Linked DNA regions of Mus musculus: all the other regions are linked to region 1. A link is a loop called in an ENCODE intact Hi-C map of the cell type or tissue named here. Cell type or tissue: left cerebral cortex. All regions are shown on one strand.

What was found. Peaks named below come from ENCODE experiments on the same cell type or tissue, not always from the same donor. Only the 100,000 strongest peaks of a DNase experiment are listed, where the experiment ranks them.
Region 2: a loop joins it to region 1, with 8 times the contacts of the local background. A loop is called at or near these places in 2 of 42 quality-filtered maps.
Region 3: it touches region 1 in a loop (12-fold over the local background); 3 of 42 quality-filtered maps call a loop at or near these places.
Region 4: it touches region 1 in a loop (6-fold over the local background); 10 of 42 quality-filtered maps call a loop at or near these places.

Annotation. Positions count from the first base shown.
Region 1 is chrX:161,778,967-161,782,966 of GRCm38, forward strand. Rai2 (retinoic acid induced 2) reads left to right here. Exons shown (of 2, transcript NM_001103367.1): 2 at 1-528. The coding sequence ends at 176. Among named protein-coding and RNA genes, the nearest start is that of Scml1, 51 kb to the right of the region's middle. In left cerebral cortex, no CTCF peak of the experiment used is centred here; a DNase peak (open chromatin) is centred at 1,673.
Region 2 is chrX:161,633,430-161,637,429 of GRCm38, forward strand. No RefSeq gene overlaps it. Among named protein-coding and RNA genes, the nearest start is that of Rai2, 82 kb to the right of the region's middle. In left cerebral cortex, no CTCF peak of the experiment used is centred here; DNase peaks (open chromatin) are centred at 1,153, 1,898, 2,459 and 3,056; H3K27ac peaks cover 229 bases.
Region 3 is chrX:161,409,726-161,413,725 of GRCm38, forward strand. No RefSeq gene overlaps it. Among named protein-coding and RNA genes, the nearest start is that of Gm36049, 54 kb to the left of the region's middle. In left cerebral cortex, no CTCF peak of the experiment used is centred here; DNase peaks (open chromatin) are centred at 1,620 and 3,919.
Region 4 is chrX:161,720,830-161,724,829 of GRCm38, forward strand. The region is part of intron 1 of Rai2 (retinoic acid induced 2); the gene reads left to right. Among named protein-coding and RNA genes, the nearest start is that of Rai2, 5.8 kb to the left of the region's middle. In left cerebral cortex, no CTCF peak of the experiment used is centred here; DNase peaks (open chromatin) are centred at 378, 2,236 and 2,961; H3K27ac peaks cover 471 bases.

The DNA.
Region 1 (4,000 bases):
CTGTGCTTCAGGGTTATGATATCAACAGCCAAGGAGAAGAGTCCCTGGGAAACGCCGAGCCCCTTAGGAAACCCATCAAAAACCGGAGCATAAAGTTAAAGAAAGTGAACTCCCAGGAAATACACATGCTTCCAATTAAAAAACAACGGCTGGCCACCTTTTTCCCAAGAAAGTAAATAAGAGCTTTAAAACGTTTTTATGATTAAGACGTGGGGAAAGGTGCATTGTTTTTTTTTTTTTTTTAAAGGCACTAAGACAAATTATCTTTGTTAATTATTTTGGGGTATAGGTGGGAGCAGAAAGGCAAATTAGCTAGTATCATTTTCTTTTTTAATTTTTGACTTTTCACAAATGAGTAAATAAGAGCAACCTATTTTTCAAGCAGATTGCACATTTTTTTGCAGCTTTAATGGAATATTGGGTGAATCAGAGGGGTAAGAGCTATTTTCATTGCCACAAAGTGCTTTGATGATGTAATACCTAATAAAGGGTAGGATGAATATTTCACAATAAATGTTTGTTTGCACTAATTGGTTGCAGTATTCTGTCATTTGTAAAATTTACATTTCTCAACTGGCGTGGTTGGCCTACACTTTTGCTTGTAAAGAGCTCTAATTTATTACTATTTAGAAACCTAAGCTCTTCAGGCATGTTGGGAAATACTGCCTTGTGCCTCAGAGAAGGAGGATTCAGAGTATGTATGGTCTCTAACAAATCACTTTTCCCTCTGGGCCTTGTTTGGGTTTTTGTTGTTGCTGCTGCTGCCTTTTTTTTCTTCTTCTTCTTCTAATGTGGCAAAGGACCAGGGAGGGGGCAGAGAGGTGAGTCTCAAGTACTCAAGGGTCACTCAGTTCTTGAGTGTGTTGAGTTTTCTTCTTGGATGTCCTATGCAAAAAAAAAAAAAAAGAAAGAAAGAAAGAAAAGAAAAAAGAAAAAAAAAGACTGTGAAAGAAAAAAAGTGCTTTTGCTTGGCATGGTGGCCCTTGCCTGGGGTCTGGAGGCTGAGGAGAGAGGGTAGTAAGCTAAAGACCAGCCTGTGCTTCAACGCAGGGTAAATACATAAATAAATAAATAAAAACAAAGCAAAAGTACCCCACTTCTCTCCCTGGACCTCAGAGTGTAGCTGGGAATGGCTGCCCTTTGGCAAGGCAATAAGGGACATTGTTCTTAATGGTATGAAAAATCTTGTGAGTCAAATGTTGTTGCAGGCCACTCAGAGACAGAGGGACGTCAACTTCATATGAATTTAGACCACAAGAAAGTCAGTCTTTGTTAGATTAGCTCAGTGGTTCTCAAATGAGGGTGATTATGTGTTGCCTCTCCACCCCACCCCCACCCGCAACCAGGGGACATCTGGCAATGTCTGGCAATGCTTAAAGATGATTTGGGCTGTCACAACTGGGGGAGGGGCTTCCTACCATCATCTAGGAGGTGGACTAGGGACACTGCTACTGCTGAACATCACATCGTATGATGCACAAAAGCACAAGATAGCCCCGCCCCCAACAAAGAATGGCCTGAGCAACAGGGACAGCCATGTTGAGGCTGAGAAGTCCTAGCTAAGCCACTTCTTGATAGATGGAAGCGATGCACTTGAAAGGAGAGAACAGTGTGTTGCTCTTCTGTGACAGCATAAAGCCACCCACACAAATGAGGAACTGTGAGCAAGTGTCTAAAATAAGCCTGCTAGGTGGCACATCACACTTGTGTCTGAAACTGTGCTGGCGAGAGACTGATTAGAGCATGCCTGCTTTAAAACTTAAAGCTCTTTCTTTCACTTCTTGCAATTAGTATGTATCCAGCTGTTACTGCGAACATGAACAGGAGGAAAAACAGTTGTAAGACTGTTCTTTTATTACCAATTCCTCTGTGGATAGGGTTACCGTTTTAGCTGGTCCTGTATCATACAACCAGCATGCATTTTTCTCTTCTCTGCACTTTTTTTTTCTGTGCCATTAACATTTCTCTTTTTTCATAGTGTGACCAAATAGCTGTTTCTCAACTGACTGGGTAGTCTCATTCTAAATCAGCCAGATGCCATCTTTTCAGGATCTACATGGTACAGCTACGACCCCCCCAACCCCCCCCCCCCCCCTGTTCTTCTCCCCTGTGTGAATTTCTGGCCATGTTTCCTAAGCACAGTATGCATTAGAGTTTCAAATCAATGGAAGTTTGCATAAGGACCAGTGTTGTCCATTTGCTTGCTATCATTTTTACCTAGGATTTGGGTAGATTCTCTTGCCATGCAGTACCACATAGACTTTCTCTCCCAGCCAGGAGATTTGTGCTCACAACAGATTTGAAACCTTTATCTAGATTTTGGAAACAGAGCTTACAATTTGCCGCTGTTAGAAGCAAGTCCATAAATCAATAGACATACAAGTAGAAAAGAAGGCGTTTGTAAACTGCAATTGCCTTAAACCCCTCAAAGCACACACTTCTATTGGTTGTAAGGGCATTTCCCTTCTGTCTCCAGCTAGGAGCTTTGCTTTGGTGAGGAAGGGCAACTCCATCTCTAGGTGTTGAGTCAATGGGAGCTGTGGTAAGATTCCTGGAACAGGCCTTCCTCAACTGAACCACAATGGGTATGTGGTCCTTGCTAGTCATTTCTTGGGGGTGAGCAAAGGTGGGAGAAGTGTGTGTTATTATGGCTGCTTTGTGTGCATTGGAAGACTTGTCCATTGAGATTTGTGCACAGAATGCTTATTGTCCTATGCTACTAAGGTAGAGAAGCTCTTTACCTCTTTTTTTTCTTCCCAGCCTTTAGTGGAAACTGGAACTCAGTACATTTTGTTACCTGCTGGCCAGGGGATCAGGAAAACAAGAAGGGACTATAGTTGTGCCCAGAGTAAGCCCAATGATTTAATTCAACATCCCTTCCCAAGCCAGAAGTTTGCAAATTTTCACATCAGCCTTTAGGGATAGCAGCCTGGAATTCTGGTTCCTTGTCTGAGAAATATGATCTACATGGGGCTCACCAAGTCGGACAGCAGCAAACTCTCCAGCCACATCGCTTTTTTTTTTCTGCTCAGTTCAGCTGTATAGTCAATGTTATGTGTGCACTCCTCACTACTGTATCCAGGTAACCTGCTTTCAGGGTTCAGCCATGAAAGATTTCCACCAGCTTTCCTCACTGACTTCATTTTCCATCTCTTCTCACAAATATTTTGGAACTAGCAGAAAGATCAGCTTTTTTAGTTTTTTTTGGGGGGGGGTTGTGGTTTGTAAGAAAGAAAGAAAAGAAAGAAAGAAAGAAAGAAAGAAAGAAAGAAAGAAAGAAAGAAAGAAAGAAAACATGATTAGTTGTTCTTGGGAATATTTGTTAATACTTGTAAAGAAGGATTCAGCTGGTTTCAGTTCAGACCTGATTTTTTTTTTTTTAAGGAAAATCACAAAGGTCCTTATTTGGGGACAGAAATCTCCTTGTAAGGCAAACCTTCATTTATGGAAAGGAAGGAGGCACGAGGGATTATGATCTGGTCAGGTTACACTTACTATCTCACCCGAGGAAGTCCTTGGCAATAAATAGAAAAAGTCTGAACTGTGGTCAAAAGGTTTTGTTAGGACTTACAGGCAAAACTATCAGAGTTTAAGTATGAAAATAAAAGTCTGCCGTGCAAAGAACTTCAACGCGAAATGGGGAGGGGGCCAGAAAGGGGAGGAGAAGGAGGGAAGGTGGAAAGGAAGGGAAGAAGAGGAGAGAGAAAGGAGAGAGCATGTTAGTATGCTCATCATCTTCATAAACCACATAATTAATAGAACAGCAGGAATTGATTTCGACTTCATTTTATAAGAGAGGAAATTGAGGCTCGGAAGAGTTTTCTGCTTTCAGTTTTTAAGCATCAACAACTCAAAAATATGTACTTTGGGTTATTCTTAAATATTGGGTCTTAAACCCAATGAACCCACAGGAATTTGGACTCTTTGGGGCAAAACCCAGTATGAATTAGTGATGATTCCGAATTACAGATTCTTTTTCAATCATTCTAGAGACGATTCC
Region 2 (4,000 bases), 150 kb before region 1:
GCTTTTGTTGTCTCATTTCTTGTGGTAATTGTATTTCTTTTCTCTATGAAATGAGGTGGATTAATCATCCCCATTGTTGGTAAACTACAGGGAACTTGACCTAGCATCTTGGAGGAGGCAGCATGTGCTGGGAGAGATAGTACCACTGAGTACTAACTCAGCCATAAGTGTACGGTTCGGATGCAGTGCATCACTCCATGCAGATTTAATAGAAGGAGTAAGAAACCAAGTTTGCTCTTTAAGCTTGAGCCATTCAGTAAAGATGGGTTTTCATACTGGTCTCAGAAGGCTAATTTGTCACTCCGGAGAGCAATTTCACATTAATGCAATGTCAGGGCTGCTGGGGATCGGCTGGACCACCTTTGGAAGAGGTTAAATTACCTTTTAATCAGCATGGAAAAGAATAAGTGCTTCTGTTTCATCATGGGGTTGCAGCCTTGCTGATCTGACATCTTATAAAAAACCACGGTAACTCTAACAATACCCATGGAACTTGGCCTGTTTCAACACCAGGGAGGCAAAAACAGGGAAAGAAGGATTGCAGCGGCTGTTATCCAAACTGGCATAATTGATGCGCGTGCAGTGGGTTAGAGCTAATGGTCTGTGTTTAATTATGGAGGCAGTGACACAAGGCCTCAAGGATGATCAGGCACTAACCAGATGATGTACCATTTCTCACTTATAAGCTCCTCGAGTGACTGGAAAGAGTCAGAACAATGACAGGGTGGTCTCATTTCCACATTTCTCCAGGGATTTGGGCCTAGACACCAAAAAGCACAGGGCTGCTTACAAGATATATCCAAACTCAGCAAGGTCTGTGGAGGAACAGTTCTAGACAGACCCTAGAAAAATATTTTGGAATCTATTGCTGTAGGAATCTATTTCTCCATTTAAGTTGCGATGTTTTATATTAACATGTCCCCAAATTTGCCAGTTGTGTGGTAAATATGTAGCTTTTCATCCTGTTGCATTCTGTGAAACAAAAATAAATAAAGAAATAATCTTATGTCTACTATCTCAATGATATCACATCATTCTCAACTTACAGCAATAGATCCTTCAGGTTCCAGCTGTATACATGGCTGCCCAGCTAGGTACTACATTTCCCAGCCTTCATGGCAACAACGAGAGACCATGTGGGTAAGTCAACCAATAAAAAGGCATCAGAAGTGACATTCCTAATGGCTGATTCCTGCTCTTAAAGGAAACTACTCCGCTGTTTGTTTTTCTGCCTAGTGGATAAGAATGGTAGGTGGTGGTTGAACTTCAATCTTCAAGACAAGTAAGACACCCTATAAGATAATATGACAATAACAAAGAAAGAAGCTGGGTCCTTAGATCACTTCCCAGAAGAAGATTATTTTACTCCCATCAACAGCCTGCAGTCACGGCCTTATTCCCAACCAGAGCTTCTATGTTTACTGAGCTACCGTTATTTCTGTCTTTGTTAAGATGAATTGTTAGTTACCACAATAAAGCACTTCCAGTTTGCAAATACTTTCATATTTTCCTCACTCAGCTGTACAAGAGAAGCTAGAGCATCTACTCACGTGGCATATATATCTATGATGATTAAAAAAAAATGCCCACACCTTAAATCCAAGTTGTTGGACTCCTTGTATTCCTTTCACTATAATGTTGCTTTTCCCACTTTGGAAGCCTCAAGACACAATCTGATTGATAGAAGAAGGAAATTCCACTCATTGAAATTCATAGCTCCTGCAGTTCTGATTGCTTAAACATCCGATCTCCATCCAGCTCTTCTCTCCTGCTTTCCATCTCCCACAGGCCTCCAAAAACAACAAGAAGAGAAGCTCCATAAAGCAGTTTTCTGTAAAAAGAAAAAGGAAGGTTGATGGCGTGGCTTAAAATAAGAAGCGTCTGTGTTGGGGAGGGAGTGTGTGTGCAGCGGGAGGAGTATTTTATCAATGACACTGTTTAGAATTGCCAGAACATTGTGGTAGTAAAAAGCAGAGCAACTTTTAGTCAGTTTTATTATTGTTTTTAAATTGTACAAGGAGATGGGCCCCTTATTGCCTTTCCCCCCTTTTGCCTGCACCCTCATTATGCAACATAATACTTAAGAAGGAAAGGAAAAAATAACACTATGTACAATTTGGCTACCTTTTTGCCTTGTTCTCTTTGCTATGTATACATGTTCCATTTAAGAGCTTCTGTAAAGAAGAGGAAAGCTTGCGGGCTTCCTTGGGTTATTCCTTCCCTCTTATCTCCATAGTTACATAGAGTCTCTCTCTCTCTCTCTCTCTCTCTCTCTCTCTCTCTCTCTCTCTGTCTGTGTGTGTGTGTGTGTGTGTGTAAAATCTGGCATCTTGCCCAACTCAAATTGATTATAAAGGTTGGGAGGGACAGTTGAGATCTGCAGTGCGATTCCCGGGAACTTGGCTGTTTGGAAAGATAGCGGTGACAGCTGAGATAGCCTGCAGATGGGAAGGCAAGGCTGGGGATTCCGGTTCTTATTACAGAGCTCCCGAATGACTCACTCCTCTGGTTCCTCCTTGGAGGAACACGGAAGATGAGTGCCTGGAGGAAATCAGCGAAAATGTTCTCTCCCCGCAAGGCTTTTAGCAGGGCTGCCCTATTAAATACAGGGTACTGGTTACGTTTACCTTTCAGAATAACAAACAGCAAATGCATTTCAGGGTATGTCCTCAAATATGGCATGGGATAAACTTAATACTAAAAATCTGGATGCCAAGTTGGTTTTTATATAAACATGGCAGTATGTGTGCATGTGTCTGTGTGTGTGTAAAAACATAGCTCATGACATATTTAGAAATACTTCAATGTTATACATTGTTAATCTGAAACAAATTTTCACAGGGAAACTTGTATTTTTGTGTTTGTTGCTTTGCTAAAACTGGAAGCTCTACTTAGATCACTAGAGTCAGGCTTTAAGAAATGGTCTCTTAAAATTCAGGAGCAGGCAGTCTTGCTTTTTCTCCCAAAGACCTTGGACAAAAACATTGCACTGGAAAATGATGATTGATCACCAAGCTGACTGAGCAAACTCAAGCAAAGTCCTTCTCATTGTTCCTTCCCTTCCTAGAAGAAGGGCATTCAATGGATGCTATCAGGAGGAAATGACTCTTCACTACAGCTCTGTGTTCTTCCTGTGTGACTCACATTTACCTGGAACTGGTATCCTCCTGACATCAGACAGCCTGGAAGTGTCCAGAAAAAGGAAAAGGCAAGTCACATGGACAATTTTGGGATCTTAGTAGCCACATAGTAGTTGAAAGAAACAGCTGGATCAGACTTTAATAATCTTCTTTATTCAAACAATTATATTAAAATATTGTCATTTCAGTGCATAGTCATATTAAATTATTAATATGATGACTTACATTATTTAGTAGGAAATCTCCAAAATGTGATACTGATTTAGATGATTTTGTGAGAAATCTTCAAAATGTGATGCTTATTCTTATAAGCACATCTGAATTTGGGACAAACAACATCTAAGTACCAAATAAGCACAAGGGGCTTGATAGCTACCATATTGACAACACAGGATGAAGCCAAAGAGATAAACAGAAAAAAATAGCAAATAAAATTTAGAAAGATAAAATAAAAAAATGGCAGATCAAAGTTTTATTTAAAAAACGAACACACATTTATTCTTATTCTTAATGGAATATGTGTTTGTGAATTTTTCTGCTCACTAAAATTTATTTGTAACCCCAAAGTTATGTGATTATCTCTGGGAATACAAATGCGCAGAACTGTAAAGAGTTGGATTATGAATTATATCCTTCAGGAATATGTCCATGACTATTTTAATTAGTATGATGGTTAATCTTGGTTGCCAACTTGACTAGATATAGAATTAACTAAGATACAGAGCTCCAGGTGAGTCTGAAAGCATTTCCATAAATGGGTAACTGAAGGAGAAGACCCCTCCCTAAAACTGAACAACACCTTCTGGTAGTAGCCCAGATATAAAGAAATGTGAGAAAAAGCAAGAACGTACTTGCCTGCC
Region 3 (4,000 bases), 370 kb before region 1:
GAGTCTCAAGTTGGGCTAGTTATTGGTTGGCCATTCCCTCAATCATTCCCTCTGCTCCATCTTTATTCCTGCACATCTTGTAGACAGGTCAAATTTAAGGTAGAAGGTTTTGTGAGTGGGCTGATGTCTCCCTCCCTCCACTAGAAGTCCTGCCTGGCTACAGGAGTTGGATACCTCAGACTCTATATCCCCCTGCTGCTAGTAGTCTCAACTGGGGTCACCACACTATCCAGGAGCCTCCCCTGTCCCAGGTCTCTATCTTGACTCAGTTGTAGGGTTGGTAAAGATCTTTTCCCATTCTATAGGCTGCCATTTTCCCTATTGTCTGTTTCCTTTGCAGTTTCATGGGGTCCCATTTTTCAGTTGTAGAACTTAGTGCCTTAGATATTCAGTTTGATTCTGTTGAACAACCTGTCTATTTTAATGCCAATACCATGTGGTTTTTAGTACTACTGCTCTGTAATACAGCTTGAAAGCAGGGATGGTGATACCTTCCAAAGTTCTTTTATTGTAAAGGGTGTTGTTTCCCTATTTTCCTTTGCTGTCACTTTTTCTGCAGTGTTGACTATGCAGCTACCAATAAAGTGGTTTTGAGGAGTCTTATGTCTTAAAAATATTCCAACTTCTAAGTTGTTTTACAGACAGGACTGGTAATGAGAGACAATGAGTTTGGAAGTCACCTAGGCCTGTCTGGCTATCTGAGTCAGTCCTTAATGCACAGAGACTCTCCAAAGTCTGACATAAACATGCTCTACTTTACAAATAATCAAGGCAGAATTTCCCTCTAGCAGCAATGTAGTCAAGTTACAAATGACTAGAACATTCCAGTTATTTTATTCTTGATTATAAACATAAACCCTTTTTATTTCAGAAAACATGGGGAATACACTGAAAAGAACAAAAGAGAAACCAGAAGCTGCCCATAATTTTGCTACGGAGACTGCTATTAACCTTTCTTCATTGCTTTCCTCCATACATTCACTATAAAATTAGGATGTGAAGTATACATTTTTATAGCCTTCTTTCCCCATTATGTTCTGAACATTTTCTCATACGGACATATGTTCCTTGAAAATAGATTCTTTCATGGATACTTATGACTTTATTAAATAAATGTGCTTCCACTTAGCCATCTCTCTGGCTATTCCCACTAGAGGACTATTATAGTCAGAGCTGGGCAGACAATCCAGGTGCATTCATCATTATGTACTCATTGGCATTATGGATCAAGATAATTCTTAGTATACTCAGGAGAAGTTTATAATTATTTTCAAAGGTAATTGATCCAAACTGACAAATTACTTGCTAGGAAACATTACCACTTGAAGAATGTACTGAAATTGTTCACCTCACCAAATATGGTAGGATTGAGTCTAAATATTATTTACCAAAATAAAAAGTAAAGCAAATTTCTTGTATTAACTTACATCTCTCTATTAGTTGAAAGCTGAACATGCTTTCATGCATGGGTTTATAAATTATTTGCAGTTGTATTTCACAGCTATGTATTATGGTTCTATCTTTCTCTTTTGTGATTCTTTTTTCTTAAACTGGTGTGTTGGTGCTTTGCCTGAACATATGGTTGTTCATCCCATGTGTGGCTGGTACCCATGGAAACTAGAAGAGAGTGCTGGACCAGAGTTATAGACAGTTGTGAGTCATTGTGTGGGTGCTGAGAATAAAAAAATAAATCCACAGGAATAGCAAATAGTACTTTTAACCAGCAAGCCATCTTTTCAGCTTATTTTGTGGTTGTTTTAAGAAAATGTGGTTCGTTTACACAATGGAATACTATTTAGCTATTAAAAATGAGGACATCAGGAATTTTGCAGGCAAATGAATGGAACTAGAAAATCTCATTCTGAGTGAGGTAACCAAAACCCAAAAGTACATGAATGGTATGTACTCATGGATATTAGTCAAAAAGTACAGAATATCTGTGATACAAACCAAGAGACTGTAAGAAGTTTAATAAGAATGAAGGCCCAAGTGAGGATGCTTCAATCCCACTTAGAAGAGGGAGCAAAATAATTATGGGCTGCAAAGGCAGGAAGTCACCTGAATGGGAGAGGAAGAGGAAGGGGAAAGAGGGGGCAGGAGTATGTATGGGGGGAAACAGGAGAGAAGCCCAGAGAGGGGTCAGGAGAATGAATGGAAATATGCAGTTGTGGGAGTGGGGGCAGAGGGAACCTCTACAAAGTCCTAGAGACCTGGACCCAATGGGGGTAGTCTTAGCTGAAATGCTTAACAGTGAGGAGATGGAACCTGAAGAGACAACCTCCAGTAGATACACAGGGCATCCAGTGGATGAATGAAGTCACAAAACTGCCTTCAAAATTTTTGACCCAGAATTGTTCCTGACTAAAATAATATAGGGATAAAAATGGAGCAGAGCCATCCAGAGACCTCTCCACCTTGGGATCCATCCCATCTGCAGACACCAAACTCCAACACTATTGCTAATGCCCAAGATGTGCTTGCAAACAGGAGCCTGGTATGGTTGTCCCCCAAAAGACTGCCAGCACCTGACTAATACAGATGCAGATACTCACAGTCAATCATTGGACTAAAGTCAGGACCCCTATTGAAGAGTTAGGGGAAGGATTGAAGGAGCTGAAGAGCCAGGCAACCCCATAGGAAGACCAAGAGTGTCAAGTAACCTGGACTCCTGGGAGCTTCCAGAGACTAAACCACCAACCAAAAGAGTATACATTGGCCTGAGGCCCCAGGCACATACGAAGCAGAGGTCTGCCTCTCTTATTGGGAGAGGATGTGCCTAATCCTGTAGAGACTTGATGCCTAGGGAAGGGGGATGTGGGGGTGGGGTTGATCCGGGGATGAGTGAGTGGGTGAGGGGAGTGGGAAGGTGGTGGGGTGTGGAGAGCACCCTCTCAGAGGCAAAAGGGAGGGGAGTTGTGTGAAGAACTCTTGGAGGGGGATCCTGAAGGGGGCCAACATTTAGAATGTAAATTAATGAAACAAAGAAACAAAAAAGTCTCATTATGTATCCAAGGCTAGTCTCAAACTTGCAATTCATTTGCTTCAGCCTTCAGGAATATATGTACCATTATATTTAGCTATTATTGATATTAAGTACTTGTAAAGATATTGATCTGCAAAGTATTTAGATGGAGAACAGTAAACATGATCTTTTGTTGAAGGCCAGACATGATGTAGAAGATAAAAAGCAAACAAAAACAATAACAACAAACAAAAACAAAAAACCTGCTGAGGTCATTAGTATGAAGCATTATGTTTATGTGACTACTATTTATTAGGGCCACACATTTTAAAGGTTTCAATAGTCTCTTGTGTGCTTGTTTTTGTTTCCCCTTTGTCCTTGGGTTTCTTTAGAGACTTCTGAAAACCAAGCTCAAGACATGCATGCTTCCCATGGGCTAAGCCTCTGAAGCTGTAAGCAAGTCCCCAACTAAATGCTTTCTTTTCAAGAGTTGCCTTGGTCATTGTGCCTCTTCACAGCAATAGAAGAGTGAGTAGGATGAGAGCACTCACTTCTGTATAGAGTTTGAACTAGATCCCTAAGAGTTCCAACTTTCCCATGGTCTGATCCTGGTTACTTTGACCAGAATATTCCTTTCTAAGGCAAGAACCAGAACTTTCCCACTTTGGTTGCTTTCCATAGAGCCGATAAACATGAATATGCAAATAATAATCTAATTCTATCCAATGGCAGGTGGCAGATGGAGACTAAACATCCAGATGTTTAATTCTTCTCATTAATTAAAACTTATTATAAGAGTGTGAATTTTTGGAGGACACTGGCTAAGTTAACCCACGGCATGGCATTTCAGATACCACTGAAGAGAATTTGAAGATCTTTGCCTTTAAAAATGCCAACAGCAGCACTCTATTTACACATTTTCAGTGGGAAGTGGCAGGTTTTAATTTTAGCTGTATGCCACCTTCTCAATTGTTCCCCGAACGGAGTAGCAATGTTGAGCAAATTATACAGGAAAAAAAAAAAACATAATAAACCCCA
Region 4 (4,000 bases), 58 kb before region 1:
ATGGTAGGTGAGTTTTAATGCTTTGTTATTTCTCAAATACTAAATAAATATGAGGAGGGGGTTTGCTATGCAATTCCTTGGACCTCCTTCCAACCAGACGACAGCCTCTAGACCTTAGCAATTCCAGAACCACCAAAGAGTCAGGATTTGAATGCATAAAATGAGGGGCTTTGGACTGCTGCCTCTCTGATCAGAATGTGAGGAGTACCTCAGAGAATGAGGCTCTCTATGAGGGGAAAGATGGCTAATTGCTCTTTTCCCATGCATAAAAGCCTGTGTGGGCTTCTGAATTAGGCTTGATTTGGGGATCAGAGTGCCATCCTTGCTGTAGAGTTGGAAGCTCTTTGTCTTTGGAGAATGCCTCTGATTGCTACGTCTCCCTCCCACCAGATCATCTGCCTGGGCACCCATCATCCCATTCGTTTTCGTTCTGCACTCATGGCCTCTCTTCTGTGACTCACAATTTGTCTACTGCTCTCCTCTGTCTTCTGATGGCAGCTGGTGAGAAGGCCATTTTGGCAGCCACGTTAGTCCTTCTGGATGTCACACATGACCCTCCTCTTTCTTGCCAAGAACACACAAAAACACATATGCATGCACAGGCACAGGCATAGACACAGGCACATGTAATTTGATCATGTTTCTGTTTCTGTATCTGATTCACCAAATTAGATTGCTAACGCACAATTGTTATTGGAAGATGTGCTTGGCTTTGGTGATTTTCTATCACAGCCCCTGCCTTGAACAAATCAGAACAGTTAAGGTGGAGGTAGCTCAACCAGCAGCTGCCTAGAGCAATACTGGTTGTACTTAGTGGTTTCCCCACATCTGTGGGACTGCAGCTGAGATATATGCTTGATCTGTTTTAGTTTGTTTGGGCTACTGTTACCAAACTGGCTAAACTACATGTCTTTGAGCAATGGAAATTTATCACAGTTCCAGAGACTGTGAGATCCAGGATCAGTTTGCTATCAAACTCAGCATCTGGTGAAGGCCTTTAAAATTCATAGACAGTGACTTCTCACTGTTCTCTCCCGTGGTAAAAGGCCCAAGTAAATTCTCTGGACATTTCTGTTTCTGTTGCTGTCTGTCTGTCTGTCTGTCTGTCTGTCTGTCTGTCTGTCATCTCTGGAGCGAGAGACTGAATATCAGGGCCTTGTGCATATGAGGGAACTGTTCTACCACTGATGTACCTCTCTTCGCCTCTGAGGTCCCTTTATAAAGGCACTAATTCCCGTTGATGAGGGTTCCGCTCTCATGACCTAATCATTTCTTGGATGTCCCCACCTCTTAATGCCATTACCTAGTGAATTAAGATTTTAACAAATGAATTTTAGGGGTGGCACATCAATCTTCAGATCATGCAGCTTTACTGGGCATTTCTTAAATGCCCATTGGAATCTCCACTGGGCTTCCAGAACATCCCAGTCTTCATAGTTTCCATTTCTATTGTTATCATCAGCTTTAAGAATTCCAAACATATGAGAATTTCAGAGCACACCTTTTCCATGCCTGTCACCCTCCCCTCCCCACAGCTTTTCAGCCTTTCAGCTCAGCACTAATAGAATTTCTTAATGGTCATATTCTATATGAGTACTGTAGCATGCAAAAGCCATTGGTCCAATGGCTATGGAATGCTTGAGAGGCAGCTTGTCCCAAATTAGGTATGCTGTAAGTGCAATCTATCACTGGATTTCTGAGAGTACAAAAAGAATGCAAAATAGTTCATCTGGTGTTTGAAATATTGTGATGTGGTGAAATTATATTTTGGATATATTGGTCAAGAGACATAGGATTAAAATTAATATTGCTTGTTTCTTTTAATTTTGAATGCGACTACTAGCATATTCTAGAGTGCTCATCTATTTCTGTCAGACACCAGTGCCCTGGAGCATACTACCCACCAATGTTGTGATGTCATGGTACCTGCAAATATGCTAGAGAGTGGGGAGTTAAATACCTCTGTCTCTATGACAGATGGGAGGTCTTGTGCTGACTCAGTATGCACAATGGCTGACATTAGAAGATCGTGATTTTTCAGTAACTAAGGAGCCATTTGGGGAGTTCCCCACCAGGCATGCCTGTGATTCTGTTCTGAGAATCGTCATGGACTGCAAAAACCCACTGCAGAATTCAAGGCAGGGTAGGAGCCTAAAGGTTAGACTACTAGCTTGAACAAAATGGCTTCTTCCTTTTCTTTTGCTCTTGCTTCTCCAGAACACCCAGCCTATGCGCGCATTCTTTGGAGAATTAACTCCTGCCTAGACCGCTGACTTCTTTCACACCTGCCCTAGTAACAGCTTAAAGTCTTTCTCAGGGCTTTGTGCTTGGAGAAGAATGTGCCAAGTAGATAGGCTCATGCTAAGAGTGGGTTGTTTTGAGCTGGGGCCATCCTTAAAGAAGAAAAGAAGATTCACACTCAGTCATTTTCTGACAGCTTCATGTGAGCAACAACAAAGATACAGTTTCTGTAAGGAACACAGAGTGATGTCAAAGAAACCCAATATCGCTCGCCCTGATGATACCACAAATAAGGCTACCTGAGGAAACCCTGAGAGTGGGAGAAGGGGTTTCAGCTGGCACTGTGGGATCATCTCAGCCATGCCCATGCATTCCTGGGCCCTTCCCCGGGTGCTAGGCAAGGCTTGAATAGATGGGAGAGGGATGGAAGAATGAACTTGGGACCCTGGTGATTTATAGGTCGGGCGCCTGTGGCTCTGGCTCCTGAGGGCGCTGCCCCCGCAGGGAACCCTTGGCTGACCTCCTCAGGCTCCTCGGAAGGAGCTGCTTTTGTTTCCCATGGCAGAAGCAGACTGTTTACTGGAGCGCAGGAAGAATCCGACATTCTGGCGAAAAATAATTCATTAACAGCCAGGGTATTACCAGTTCCCTGGAAAAGCTTCTCCAGCTGCACTAGAGCAACTGTTCTTTTTCAGCAACAGAGCAAGCCTTGCTGGCAGCCAAGACTGGGTGTGTTGGGGGCGGGTTTTTTTTGTTGCTGTTGTTGTGAATATTATTTTTGCCTTTGTATGTATGGCCACTTTTGCCGTATAATTCTAAGAAAGAAACAGAGGTCTGGGAGAGTCCAAATGACGCATGTGTCAGGCTGCCTATCTTCACAGATTCAATCCAACAAATCTAAGCTGACTTGAAGAGCATAGGCTCACTCCCCTCCCCCACAATCTTTCCCCACTTCCCAAGCTGGGGGTACCGCAGATCCACATAGAATGTTCCACCACCACCACCACCACCACCACCACAACCACAACAACAACAATAACAAAAATCCAAAAATCCCAGGGAATCACGGCATTTGCTCTTACAATTCTTTGAAAACAAATTGACTGAAAGATCCTCTTCCCACCTTCCCAGCACCACATACACCAGGCAGAACTCTCTATCTTGGCTCTGTGGAATTATTTTGTGTGTAATTCACCATCCCAGTTTTGAGGGCCTTTGGACAGCCAGGCAGGCATAACCAAAAGAATGGGCTGCGTGTTCTGTTCACTAAAGAATGACCGAATCTATATGAAGAAAATGAAATGATTCCAGAAGCTTATTATATTCCTCAAAAAAAAAATCTGCTTTTAGGGAAGGGTTTTGTCTATTTGTTTGTTTTTGATGCTCATGCTCAGAAGGGTATACCCAGCTAGCAAAAAATAAAAAGGGGAGAGAGAGAGAGAGAGAGAGAGAGAAAGAGAGAGAGAGAGAGAGAGAGAGAGAGAGAGAGAGAGAGAATGGCATTTTCTTGTTTTAAACAAAACAACCCCAATTGCAGTTTAAGTGAGACACAATATATTGATTTTGGTTTTACGTGGAACATAACTAGACAGTCATTTTATTTTATGAGATATTAATTTCCATCTGTTTAGACTGGTGAAATAGGTATTTTAAATACCCCCATTGTCCTGGCATTTCTTTACTGTTCCAAGATACTGGCTAAGAATCTTTTTTATGTATGTGGAACACATGTAAAAACAAGCCTTAAATTTGGAAGAAA